Regions from separate parts of the Homo sapiens genome. Here region 2 is linked to region 1. The links are chromatin contacts, found by Hi-C or POLR2A ChIA-PET in ENCODE. All regions are on one chromosome and are shown on one strand. Each heading gives the region's core, a stretch centred on a gene start or an enhancer-like site at or near the end of the contact. The rest is flanking DNA. Distances are from core to core; before and after follow the strand shown.

Evidence for each region. A loop is a pair of places that touch in the nucleus more often than their neighbours do. ChIA-PET counts read pairs that join two places held with the same protein, here RNA polymerase II (POLR2A). Pooled maps may share reads with other maps.
Region 2: a map of endothelial cell of umbilical vein shows a loop between it and region 1 (5-fold over the local background). The contact joins the promoter of ECI1 here to the enhancer-like site in region 1. A Hi-C loop is called at or near these places in 3 of 168 maps with a recorded cell type or tissue (Right ventricle myocardium superior, adrenal gland and endothelial cell of umbilical vein) and 4 of 50 pooled maps. POLR2A ChIA-PET finds 5 or more read pairs at or near these places in 11 of 52 experiments (A673, H1, HCT116 and 7 more).

The regions. Positions count from the first base shown.
Region 1 is chr16:2,165,200-2,171,694 of GRCh38, reverse strand. It overlaps TRAF7 (TNF receptor associated factor 7), which reads right to left. Exons shown (of 21, transcript NM_032271.3): 3 at 5,759-5,816; 4 at 3,527-3,618; 5 at 965-1,081; 6 at 339-431; 7 at 90-123. Among named protein-coding and RNA genes, the nearest start is that of TRAF7, 13 kb to the right of the region's middle. RefSeq lists an enhancer at 5,768-6,495. Within about 2 kb of position 1,539, at least 3 of the 41 ENCODE cell types and tissues checked have a DNase peak (open chromatin) inside an H3K27ac peak, as active enhancers do; they include endothelial cell of umbilical vein, where a contact is called at or near this core.
Region 2 is chr16:2,246,313-2,252,851 of GRCh38, reverse strand. ECI1 (enoyl-CoA delta isomerase 1) reads left to right here and starts at 1,265. Exons shown (of 7, transcript NM_001919.4): 1 at 1,265-1,337; 2 at 1,423-1,536; 3 at 5,866-5,993. The coding sequence starts at 1,286. LOC107984839 (a long non-coding RNA gene) reads right to left here and starts at 1,182. Exons shown (of 2, transcript XR_001752052.2): 1 at 859-1,182. RefSeq lists enhancers at 814-873, 1,804-1,933 and a silencer at 1,124-1,593.

The DNA of each region.
Region 1 (6,495 bases), core at 290-2,789:
TGTGCAGGGGACAAGGGAGAAGCCGCCCGCCTCTGCTCGGCAGCCATGGGCACGGTCGGCGTCAGGCCTGGGCCGGGGCACAAACCTACCTGACTTCAAGGCGCATCTCCTACAGAACGTGTGCTGTGGAGGCAAAGGGCGGGCTTGAGGGTGGCGCAGGGTCCTCTTTTTCCCTAGTCCATGGCCATGGCAGCCACAGGCCTCGCTGTACCCCAAGCCCAGTGCAGCCAGGACAGGCCTTGACCAAGGCCAGGGCGCCACAGCCCCGGCCCCCGAGAGCCCTGGGGTCCTGTGGGGGCCTCTGGCAGCAGGGGGGCTGGGAAGGGCGGCGGGCTCACCCCACACGTGGTGATCACGGGGTCTTTGAAGACGCTGCAGCAGAGCTGACAGCACAGCTTCACCGAGGGCTGCTCCGCAAACACCAGTGGCTCCTGGAACCAAGCGGGAAAGGCAGGCGATGGCGGGAGGCCACCCTCAGCCCCGCCACCACCCAGGCACCCAGGCGCTCTTGCTCCAGGCCTGGCTGTCCTCTGAGGACAGGGTCACGTCCTGAGAGAGGCCTGCTTAGAGCTGGGGGGCTTGATCGGGGCCCAGGAGGGAGAGCGAGGTCTGTGGCCCCAGAGGCAGGGCCCAACCCCGGAGGATGAGTTCAGCCGCCCAGCCTTGGCCGCCCTCGCCCGCCTCCTTCCTGGGGTGAGACTAGAAAGGGCCCTGCTGGAGCCCTGTGCTTCCCGCTGCCAGTTCCCGGGCAGCCCTGAGAAGGGGGAGTGGGGGAACATGCCCAGGGGACCCGGCCTGGTCCCTCGAGTCCCCACCACGGACCAGCAAGCACTGCAGTTCCCGTCAGGCCCCAGCCGCCCTCTCCCTGTGAGCTGGGCGGGCATGGCGGAGGGGAAGGTGCCTCCGTGCCACGGCTGCGGTGACAGCCCTGGAAGCCGCTCTGCGCCGAGTCCCCCACACCTACCGGCTCCTCCTCCTCCTCGGGCAGTGAGAATGTGGAGCGCAGAGACATGCTGGACTCTGAGTGCAGGGAGCGGACAGAGATGGCGGAGTCGGAGCGGCGGGGAGTGCTGATGGGGGGCTGTGTGGAGGGAGAGGCGCCTGTCGGGGGGCTCCGCACGGGGTCAGAGCCTCGGGGAGGACAGGACCCAGCCCGGCGGAAGCGCGAGGGCAGCAGCACCCCTGGGGCCACCCCGGTCCCTGCGGGTACTCTCCTCGTCCACGGGGGCCGTGGGTGGGCGTGGGGAGCTGATGCAACCCAGGTCCCTGCCTGCCCGCCTGGGCGGCCTGGGCCGGGGTGCTGGGCTGCCCGCTCACGCCTGCCACCTCTCTTTGTGTAAATGGAGAGACTTCCTGCTATTCAATTCCATATACCCGGGCTGCTTCCTGCTTCCCGTGGGGGAATGTGGGCCGTGAGGGGGCACCTCCACCAGCCAATCCTGGACAGCCGAGGCCGTGACCGCAGGATGGAAGGGCCAGGAATGCTGGCAGGGAGCGACGGCTGGGCTCCAGGTGCCCCCCGGGCCTGGCTGCTTGTCTGGCCTTGCTGGTGGGGGACACCAGGCCCAGCTGGGAGGCTCAGAGGGAAGGCAGGGCCAGGCCCCCAGAGAACCTCGGCTGAGCTTCCCGAGGGCAGGAGTGAGGGCCACAGGTGCCTGCCTCTGGCTGAGCCACCGACAAGGGAGCCTGGGGGAGGGGCAGACACTGTCCCTTCCTCCCCTCTGGCCTGGAAACCTCCAGAAGTTTCCAAGAGCCACACTGCCCAAGGCTTCTCTCCTGGTGCTTTGACTGCAGAGGGGCCCAGCTGCTGCTCTGCCGAGCCTCTGGCCCCCTTCCCGGCAGCCTGGGTATGAAACCCACAGAGCACAGAGGCAAACCAGTCCCAAGGCCGGCGGGGGGCATTGTGTGCCATGTACCCACCTCCCTTTGGGTCCCAAGGGCCCGTCTGCATGGAAGCAGCACATGGGGAACAGAAGGGAGTCAGAGAAAGTGAGTCACAAGGCCCCACAGCAGCAGAGGGAGCCCCAGGGGCGAGAGCAGAGCAGGAGCTGGCACGGGAACCACTCTCCCGGGCCTGCCCAATACTACCCCAGAGTCTCCCACCCTCTTGGGCGTAGGGGCTGACAGCAGGCAGGCCTGGGGGACGGGGGAAGGGCAGGAGGGGGACTCCCTGTGTGGGCCTATCAGCAAACAGAGAAGGTACCCGCCTCTCTTGAAAGCCACCGTGACCCATGGGGATAGCAGGTGATTATGGGAACCACAGACATGGAGGACTCGTGGCTTCGGGTTGTGGAGACCGAGGCAGGCAGAGGCCCAGGGGACGGGGCCCAGACATACCCAACTCGCCCTCGGCCTAGCACAGCGCCCGGCACACAGGTGTGTTTGTTCAATTAATTAAAAACTTCTTTTCTGGCTGAGCAAGGTGGCTCACACTTGTAATCCCAGCACTTTGGAAGGCCAAGGAGGGGGCAGATCAGCTGAGGTCGGGAGTTCGAGACCAGCCTGACCAACATGGAGAAACCCCATCTCTACTAATTCAAAATTAGCCAGGAGTGGTGGTGCACGCCTGTAATCCCAGCTACTCGGGAGGCTGAGGCAGGAGAGTCACTTAAACCCGGGAGGCGGAGGTTGTGGTGAGCTGAGATCACACCATTGCACTCCAGCCTGGGCAGCAAGAGCAAAAGTCCGTCTCAAAAAAAAGAAAAAAGGAAAAAAGAAAAGGCCTCGGTCCCAAGAGGGCCAGCAGGGCCGCCACACCTGGTGTCCAAGCACTGGAGAGAGGCAGCTGCCAGAGAGGCCCCACACACCCCCACCCCCTGCTGGGCCAGTCCTTCATGCCCAGGGTAGAGTTGGCCTCTGTCCCCTGGGTAGGCCCAGAGCCCAGCAATGAGCGCCATTGACCAGGATGGCAGGGAACGGCCACTGAGACCCTGGCCACAGGGCTCAGGTACCAGCAGCCAGCCCCCGACTGCCCTGATCCTTTCTGCACCTCACACAGCCAGCAACAGGGAATTCTCCGGCTCCCCCAGCACTTGGCGCAGGTTCCGCAACCCCCACCCCATTGCCTCTGGTGTCCCCACAGCTTAGGTCCACACACCTTTCCCCCCGCCTCATCAGGACCCCTCCTCAAACCCTGCCTGGACCCAGCAACCCCGCTCATTCCCTACCCAGCAGCAAAGGAAGCTTTCAAAGCATGTATTTTATTGTGCTATCCTCCTGACTGAACTTTCTGTGGTTTCCACCTCCCTTAAGATGGAGCCAAATATGCCTCATCCTGGCCTGCAGGTGCCAGGCCCTCTGACCCAGCTGCCCTCACTGGCTGCCCCCTGCCACCCACAGTCCAGCCACAGGAGCCTCCTTTCTCACAGACTTGCCATGTCTGCCGAGGCCTCAGGGTATCCACAGGTGCTCTTCTTCTCCTGTGCCTCACCAGCTCACTGTCAACTCCTCCTGGGACCTGGTTCCCCCAGGAGGGAGGATGGGGGGAGGCTGAGGCTCACACGGGCTCCTGGGGGTAGGGACCTACCATGCTGTCCTCCTCGTCCCGCGGGGAGTAGGCAAGGGTGCTGGAGGAGGAGGGTGTCCTGCAGTGCTGCTTGTAGGTGCTGGTCCCGTCAGCTGCAAGGCAAGAGGGCTGGCGTCTCAGTGGGGGCTCCCTCAGCAGATGTGGGGGAGGTGGGGCCCATGCTGGATACCCGACCCTGTGGGTCCCCTGTAGCTCACAGCCCTCCCCAGGGCCAGGCAGGCAGGAAAGCATGCAGGGATGGCACGGGGGAAGCTTGGGTTCCCTCTCAAGGTCAAACCAGTGCCAGGAGCATGGACGCTGGGCTCGGTCTACATCTGGACAGTCCCAGCGCTGAGCCCGGTAGCCCCTGCCCCAGCCCTGCCTACCCCAGGCAGGGTCTTCTTTCAGGGCCTCTACAAGCTCCCCAGCACCCCAATTGAGCCAGCTGAGGCTCATGGCCAGCACGCAGCCATCACTCTGAAGGCCGCCTGGCAGCAGCTGGGGGTGCCATTTTATTTGCCTCTTGAGGCACCTCTGCCAGGTGAGTTCCCTGACAGCCTCCACTCACAGAGGGGGAAGCTGAGGTTGAGGTGTGGGCTGGGATACAGAAGGGCCAGGACCGCATCCTGGTGTCCCTGGCACAGCCAGGACCAGGAAGTGGCCCCAGCTTTGGTGGCCTCCTCTGGGGCAGGAGCTGAAGTGCCCTCCCTCCTCCTGCCCACACGTCACCCCAGCTTGGCCAGGGCCAGAGGGCAGGGCTACCGGCCGGTCAGTCCACGTGGGAGGCAGAGAGAGACACCTCCCGGACTCAGGACCAGCCCAGCTCAGATGTCACGATGAGCCCTGGGCTCGAGATTGAGGCCTCGAGAGGCTGCCGTGTGACTGGGCCTCGGTTTCCCCATCTGTCATGAGGGGCCAGGTGAGGTACCTGTGGGCGCCCTGCTGCCTGGCTCTGCCCATCCCTGCCGCCGAGGGGCCAGGCATAGCAGCCGTGCCCTGCCCCATCATGGGTACCTTCCGCCGTGTGACAGGGGCCATGGGGCTTCTAAGGGTAGATGAAAAGGCACCGTTTTTTGGGGGGTAGGATTAGAAAAAAAAAGAGGGCCCCTGGAGAGCCCCTGAGGGGATCACCAGCAGCAAAGAGGCGCTACTGTAAGCAGGTGTCCTTGGCGGCCCTATGACCCCATGGCCAGGTTTATCAGAGCAATTAAAAAGCTAATTAGCAGCCAGTGTGCTTCTACAAAGGGCAGAGTGCCAGAAAGGAGAGAGAACAAAGTCACCCCAGAACCCCACCCCGGAATGAGGGTCCCTGGCCCTGCACCTCGGGAAGAAGGCACTGCCACTTCCGCATGGTCTCCCTGAGCACGGCGCTTGCGTTCAAAGCGCAGCACTCTGGTTTTTAGGGGATAGGACTGAGAAGCAGCAGGGAAGCTTCAGGTTTCTGTCGTGTATCCCGCCCAGTGGTCTTGTGCAGGTGAAGATTTATTGGGCTTGGCTTGCTGGCTCATGCCTGTAATTCCAGCACTTTGGGAGGCCAAGGCAGGAGGATCACGTGAGCCCAGGAATTTGAGACCATCCTGGGCAACATGGTGAGACCTCATCTCTACCAAACATAAAAAAAATTAGCCAGGTGTGGTGGTGCCTGTGGTCCCAGCTACCTGGGAGGCTGAGGTGGCAGGACTGATCCCAGGAGGCACAGGTTGCAGTGAGCCAAGATTGCGCCACTGCATTCCAGCTTGGGTGACAGAGTGACACCCGTCTCAAAAAAACAAACCAGACTTATGGATCTCTTCCACTCTCCCTCCCTTCCTATTAACATGTCACAACTGCAGCACTGTTACTGAAGCCCTAGGGCCAAACTCAAGAGAAGACCTCCGGGCACACGGGACCTTTCGGAGGCTGGCCAGGAGCCTGAGACTGGGGACAAGCTGGGGATCACTGTGACAAGGGACAGGGCTGTGTGGTGGTGCTGGAGATGTCAGGGCAAGCCTCCCTAGAGGGGATGAAGAGGGCAGGGAGAGAGGGCACAGCACAGTCACCGAGGCACAAGGAGCAGGACACCCGACTCCTGTCCAGTGGGGAGGCCCAGGGCTGAGAGGCTGTGAGGACACAGGCTGCGGTGTGAGGCTGCCCGCGCCCAGCACTGGCACCCAACACCAGCTCACCGGGAAGTGTCCCTCAGTCCTTAGCAGGGTGGGCATGGGGGTGCCCCGGTTATTCCCAGCCTGGGCTGGCCTTGGCTTAAGGGCTCACCTTTTGTGATGGTGGTGACGGCTGAAAAGGCGGGTCCGAAGGTCGTTTCCATTCTGGTCTAGAGGGAGGACGGAGGAGACCTGGCCTCATTCCGGGACACAAGGAGGACGTGCACATGTGGAGCCCACTCACATGCCTAACACGCGACCAGGCCAGGCCACGCAGCACTCACACACTTAACCATGCGACCAGGCCACGCCACGCAGCACTCACACGCTTAATCATGCGACCAGGCCGCGCCACGCAGCGCTAACACGCTTAACCATGCGACCAGGCCAGGCCACGCAGCACTCACACGCTTAACCATGCGACCAGGCTGCGCCACACAGCACTCACACGCTTAACCATGCGACCAGGCCAGGCCACGCAGCACTAACACGCTAAACCATGCGACCAGGCCAGGCCACGCAGCACTCACACGTTTAACCATGCGACCAGGCTGCGCCACACAGCACTCACACGCTTAACCATGCGACCAGGCCAGGCCACGCAGCACTAACACGCTTAACCATGCGACCAGGCCAGGCCACGCAGCACTCACACGCTTAACCATGCGACCAGGCCGCGCCACGCAGCACTCACACGCTTAACCATGCGACCAGGCCGCGCCACACAGCACTCACACACTTAACCATGCGACCAGGCCGCGCCACGCAGCACTAACACGCTTAACCATGCGACCAGGCCGCGCCACGTAGCACTAACACGCTTAACCATGCGACCAGGCCAGGCCATGC
Region 2 (6,539 bases), core at 16-2,515, 81 kb before region 1:
CCAACTCCTTCTTCAGTGTCCAGAGTAGCAGGGGCTAATTTTTTTTTAATTTTTTAATTTTTTTTTTGAGACAGTCTCTGTTGCCTGGGTTGGAGTGCAGTGGCGCAATATTGGCTCACTACAACCTCTGCCTCCTGGGTTCAAGTGATTTTCCTGCCTCAGCCTCCTGAGTAGCTGGAATTACAGGCACCTGCCACCATGCCCAGCTAATTTTTTGTATTTCTAGTAGAGACGGCGTTTCATCATATTGGCCCGGCTGGTCTCAAACTCCTGACCTCATGATTTGCCCACCTTGGCCCCCAAAGTGCTGGGATTACAGGCATGAGCCACCGCGCCCAGCAGCAGGAGCTAATTTTTAAGAATTTTTTGTAGCAACAAGTTGTTGCTATGTTACCCAGCTGGTCCTGAGTCACTGGGGTTACAGGTGTGTGTCACCATGCCAGGCTTGCTTCCTCCTCCGTTAAGTGGCCATTTTTCCACCTCAAAAATTGGTTTGGGACACAAGGAAGAATTGGAAATGCTTAAGATGAGAACAAAAGTTGAGACCACCCAACACAGCTGGGACCTTACTGCCCAGTGCTCCCAGTGGTCTGACCAAAACCCCACACCAGACAGTACAAAGGCCCACTCCCGAGCTGCCGCTTACGGCCCAGCGGGAACAGACTGTATTCTTATCTTTCGGCATTTCTCTGCAAATAAAAAGGTGCCACTGCGGTCCGGCCTTTGTGCACTTGCCCTTGTGCTGAGCAAGGCGGGTGGCCTGTTCTTACCGCTGGGTTCTGCTGCCCCCACCCCCATTTCGGTGACTAAACCTGCAGCTCTGATCCTGTTCCCAAAGGGGCAGGAGGCCGGGCTCACCCCAGGCAGCCCCTGGCCTCCCTGACGGCCCCCTCGGGAGGGGTTCCGTGCTTTGATCGCCTTTCCAGCGCCGATACTGCAGTAGCTGGGCCCGGCCGAGAGCTCGCGGTCACGAACACCGGCAGCCTCTTGCCTACAGTGTCCCGCGCTGTAGAAGAGCCTGCCCTGGCGCTGAGCTGGTCGTGGCTGCTTCAGCAGTGGGCCTGCGCCTCCTTGTAGGCCAGCCCTGGCCCAGATCCAGGTGCCTGCCCCGGAAGCGCGCGGCTGCCCGGGGTGAAGCCGGAGGGCGGCGAGCGGCTGTTTCGGCCGGTAGGTGGAGGCGTTGACCAGCCTCTGGGAACGGGGCGGGACCTAGTTGGGGGGGCTCCGCCCCCTCCCCAGGAGGCGAGCTCAGCCCGCGACCTTTATCCCGCGCGTTGCGGTCAAGATGGCGCTGGTGGCTTCTGTGCGAGTCCCGGCGCGCGTTCTGCTCCGCGCGGGTGCGAAACCCGGGGTGGGCAGGGATCGGGCCGGGGCCGGGGCCAGGACCGGGAACTAACGGGCTCCCCCACGCTGCCTTCGCAGGGGCCCGGCTCCCGGGCGCGGCCCTCGGGCGGACGGAGCGGGCGGCCGGCGGCGGAGACGGCGCGCGGCGCTTCGGGAGCCAGCGGGTGCTGGTGGAGCCGGACGCGGGCGCAGGTGAGCGGGCGGCGCCGAGGGAGGGCGGGCGTGGGGTCAGGACCCGCGGGGGTCCGCGCTCGCGGGGTGCTGTCGGAGAACCACGTCTGTCGACGCTCGGTTTGTGTTTAGAACCCAAGTTTCGAAACAGAACCTTGCCGCTCTACCTGGGTTCGTTCGTCATGAGATAAAAGTTTCTGTTTTTAAAGTTGGCGGAGGCCGGGCGCGGTGGCTCACGCCTGTAATCCTAGCACTTTAAGAGGCAGAGGCGGGCGGATCACCTGAGGTCAGGAGTTCGAGATCAGCCTGGCCAACATGATGAAACCCTATCTGTACTGAAAAATACAAAAGAAAAAAATTAGCTGGGCGTGGTGGTGCGTGCCTATGCCTGGGAGGCTGAGGCAGAAGAATCGCTGGAATCTGGGAGGTGGAGGCTGCAGTGAGCCGAGATTGTGCCACTGCACTCCAGCTTGGGCCACAGAGCAAGATTCCGTCTCAAAATAAATAAATAAATAAAAATAAAGTTGGCGGGGATATGAGCTGTTATCTAAGTTATTCAATTGGAAGTGGAAAAGAATTGGAATCTTTTGGAATAAAATTACGTTTGTTAACACTCCCATGTGGCACAGAACCTCGTACCTACCCGCCCGTCAGAACCCTTGGTAAAACCCACTGGAAAGGATAGAAAAAGTACTTTTGGAAGAGAAGCCTGTGCGCTCCCTCCAGACAGGAGGCCGAGCTGAGGGCACCGAGAGGGCACGCCTAGGCGCCAGCAGTTCTGCTTCCAGGACATGCTGACCTGGACCTCCCGGTGCAGCAGTCCCTGCTGTGGCTCCTGAGAGGAGGCCCTCCCCCTCCGCAAGTAAGTCACAGCCCCTGCCCTCCCCAACCCCCCAGACTCAGGGCTGTGCCCAACTTTGCACAGCTTCAGGACTCCAGGCTCCTGGTGCCTCTGAACTTGGTTCCGTCCTCTCTGTCTGGGCTGAGGGAGCTGCCTGGGCTCTCTCTACAAACTTGAGAGGGACAAACTAAGACCAACTTCAAACTGACTTTTTTTTTTTTTTTTTTTTTTTTTGGAGATGTAGTCTTGCTCTCCAGTCGCCAGACTGGAGTGCAGTGGCGCAATCTCCGATCACTGCAACCTGTGCCTCCTGGGTTCAAGCGATTCTCCCTCCTCAGCCTCCCAAATAGCTGGGATTACAGGGACCCACCACTATGCCCACTAATTTTTGTAAAAACTGAGTTTCTGAAGGGATCATTTCTGTAGCATATTTGAATATATCTCAACAAAATGCAAAAAAAAAAATTATTATTTTTTTTTTTTTGAGACAGAGGCTCCCTCTGTCACCCAGGCTGGCGTGCAATGGCGCGGTTCCGGCTCACTGCAATCTCAGTCAGGCCTGACTTTCTGACTCCAAACTCTACTTTGTCTTTTTTTTTTTTTTTTTTTTTTTTTTTTTGAGACGGAGTCTTGCTCTGTCGCCAGGCTGGAGTGCAGTGGCACGATCTCCGCTCACTGCAAGCTCCGCCTCCCGGGTTCACACCATTCTTCTACCTCAGCCGCCCAAGTAGCTGGGACTACAGGCGCCCGCCACCACGCCCGGCTAATTTTTTTTTTTTGGTATTTTTAGTGGAGACGGGGTTTCACCATGTTAGCCAGGATGGTCTTGATCTCCTGACCTCGTGATCCACCCGCCTCGGCCTCCCAAAGTGCTGGGATTACAGGCGTGAGCCACCGCGCCCGGCTTACGTTGTCTTTTTATATGGTAAAGTGGGGAGGCACTCGAGTAAAAAAATTGTCATTGTACGAACACTTTTCCTTTTTTACCGGAGGTAATGTGTGTGTGTGTGTACATAAAAATCTTTAAAATATGCCTCACATTTACCATTCTAGCCATTTTGCAATGTACAACCCCGTGGCCGTAAGTATATTCACAATGTGTAGTCCACACTACCCATTCCAATACCTTAAGATAACATGTTTTTGAGTCCGGGCCCGGTGGCTCCCACCTGTAATCCCAGCACTTTGGGAGGCCAGGGTGCGCGGATCACGAGGTCAGGAGATTGAGACCATTCTGGCTAACACGGTGAAACCCCATCTCTACTAAAAAATACAAAAAAAAATTAGCCGGGCGTGGTGGCGGGCACCTGTAGTCCCAGCTACTTGGGAGGCTGAGGCAGGAGAATGGTGTGAACCCCGGAGGTGGAGCTTGCAGTAAGCCGAGATCGCGCCACTGCACTCCAGCCTGGGCAACAGAGCAAGAATCTGTCTCAAAAATAAATTAATTAATTAAATAAAATAAATAAATAAATAAATAGGAATGACAACCACATGGATGAACCTTGAACACATGATACTAAGTGGACAAAGCCGACAACAAAGCCCGGCGGTATCCCAGTGATATGGAATATGGCTGGAGCAGGAAAACCGCAGACACAGAACGCAGACTGGCGGCTTCCAGGGGCTAGGGGTGGGATGAGGAGCAACTGCTCATGGGGACAGGGATTCCTTTTGGGACAATGAAAAGGTTCTGGAACTAGGCAGCGGCGATAGTTGCACAACACAGTCAGTATACTGAATTGTGTAAGTGCCTGACTTGTTTACTTAAAAATGGCTAATTTAGGCTGGGCACAGTGGCTCATACCTATAATCACATCACTTTGGGAGGCCGAGGCAGGAGGATCACCTGAGGTCAGAAGTTCATGACCAGCCTGGCCAACCTGGTGAAACCCCGTCTCTACTAAAAATGCAAAAATTAGCCAGGCATGGTGGTGTGTCCTGTAATCCCAGCTTCTCAGGAGGCTGAGGCAGAAGAATGGCTTGAACCCAGGAGGCAGAGGTTGCAGTGAGCCGAGATAGCGCTGCTGCACTCCAGCCTGGGCAACAGAGCGAGGCTCTTGTCTCAAAAAAAAAATAAAGATAGAAAATGGTTAATTTGGCCGGGCATGGTGGCTCACACCTGTAATCCCAGCACTTTGGGAGGCCGAGGCGAGGTGTTCACGAAGTCAAGAGATCGAGACCATCCTGGCCAACCAACATGGTGAAACCCCATCTCTACTAAAAATACAAAAATTAGCTGGGCATAGTGGCGCATACCTGTAGTCCCAGCTACTCAGGAGGCTGAGGCAGGAGAATCGCTTGAACCCGGGAGGTGGACGTTGTAGTGAGCTGAGATCGCGCCACTGCACTCCAGCCTGGGCGACGAGCGAGACTCTGTCTCAGAAAAAAATGATAGAGAGAGAAAGAGAGAATGGTTGATTTAAAAAGCATGCAGTTTATATAGAATAAATAAAATTGTTAATTTATGTTATATCGATCTTACTTCAATGTAAAAAACCAAGGGCTCACTCCTGTAATCTAGCACTTTGGGAGCCTGAGGCAGAAGGACCACTTAAGCTCAGGAGTTCAAGACCAGCCTGGGCAACAAAATAAGACCTCGTCTGTACTAAAAAATAAAAAAGATTAACTGGGTGTGGTGGCGCTTGCCTATAATCCCAGCTACTCAGCAGGCTGAGTTGGGAGGATCGCTGGAGCCCAGGAGGTCAAAGCTGCAGTAACCAGAGATCACACCCCTGCACTCCTAGGTGATAGAGTGAGACCCTGTCTCAAAAATAATAATAATAAAAAAATAACCCCCAGGCCGGGCGCTGTGGCTTACGCCTGTAATCCTGGCACTTTGGGAGGCCGAGGCGAGCGGATCACCTGAGGTTGGGAGTTCAAGACCAGCCTGACCAGCATGGAGAAAACCCCGTCCCTACTAAAAATACAAAATTAGCTGGATGTAGCGGCACGCACCTGTAATCCTAGCTACTCGGGAGGCTGAGGCAGTCGAATCGCTTGAACCCAAGAGGCAGAGGTTGCGGTGAGCCAAGATCGCTCCATTGCACTTGAACCTGGGCAACAAGAGCAAAACTCCGTCTCAAAAAAGTAAATAAAAATAGGACCAGGCGCGGGGGCTCACGCCTGTAATCCCAGCACTTTGGGAGGCCGACGTGGGCAGATCGCGAGGTCAAGAGATCGAGCCCATCCTGGCTAACACGGTGAAACCCTGTCTCTACTTAAAAGAAAAAAATTATCCGGGCGTGGTGGTGGGCACCTGTAGTCCCAGCTACTCAGGAGGCTGAGGCAGGAGAATGGTGTGAACCCGGAAGGCAGAGCTTGCAGTGAGCTGAGATCGCGCCACTGCACTCCAGCCTGGGTGACAGAGCGAGACTCTGTCTCTAAATAAATAAATTAATAAATAAAACCCCCAAAATGCACAGCTATCATGGCTTAGTTGAGGGTGCAGGCTGGTCAGGCTGCTTTTCCAGTGCCAGGTGTGAGCTTTCTCTTCTCATTCTTTAAATTAGGGGTCGCTGTGATGAAATTCAAGAACCCCCCAGTGAACAGCCTGAGCCTGGAGTTTCTGACGGAGCTGGTCATCAGCCTGGAGAAGCTGGAGAATGACAAGAGCTTCCGCGGTGTCATTCTGACCTCGGTAGGTGCTAGTTCAGCTCCCTACCCCAGCCCGAGTTCTTGGCCTGAGTTCTCTGATGTGAGCCCAGGCCTGTTGCACATGGAAGAGGCAGAGCCTGCCAACGTGTGGCACAGGCCAGCCGGCAGCCCCACCACCCTGGACTCCAGGCGCCTTCACGGGAGGCTTCCAGGAGCACCGTCTGGGTGTGCCCCAGCAGGGACCCAAACTGCCATGGGCCTCAAGCAGATCATTCCCAAAGGTGAAGGTGGACCAGTCTCAGAGACAGCCTTCCCAGGAGACAGCTTTCCCAAGAGACGCCCTTCCCGGGAGACAGCCTTCCCAAGAGGCAGCCCTCCTGGGAGACCGCCTTCCTGGGAGACAGCCTTCCCTGCCCGGGCCGTCGTCCAGGCGGACACTGGGGAGAGCTGTGGGCAGCGAGTGAGGGAGAGCCATGCATCTATGGGGTCACCTTGGACCCTAAGCACACCTGGTGGTGGGTTCCTGGAGTGCTCCCCACTAGGATCACTTGGGTGCCCTGAGCCAGTCCTGCGAACAATACCCATGCTC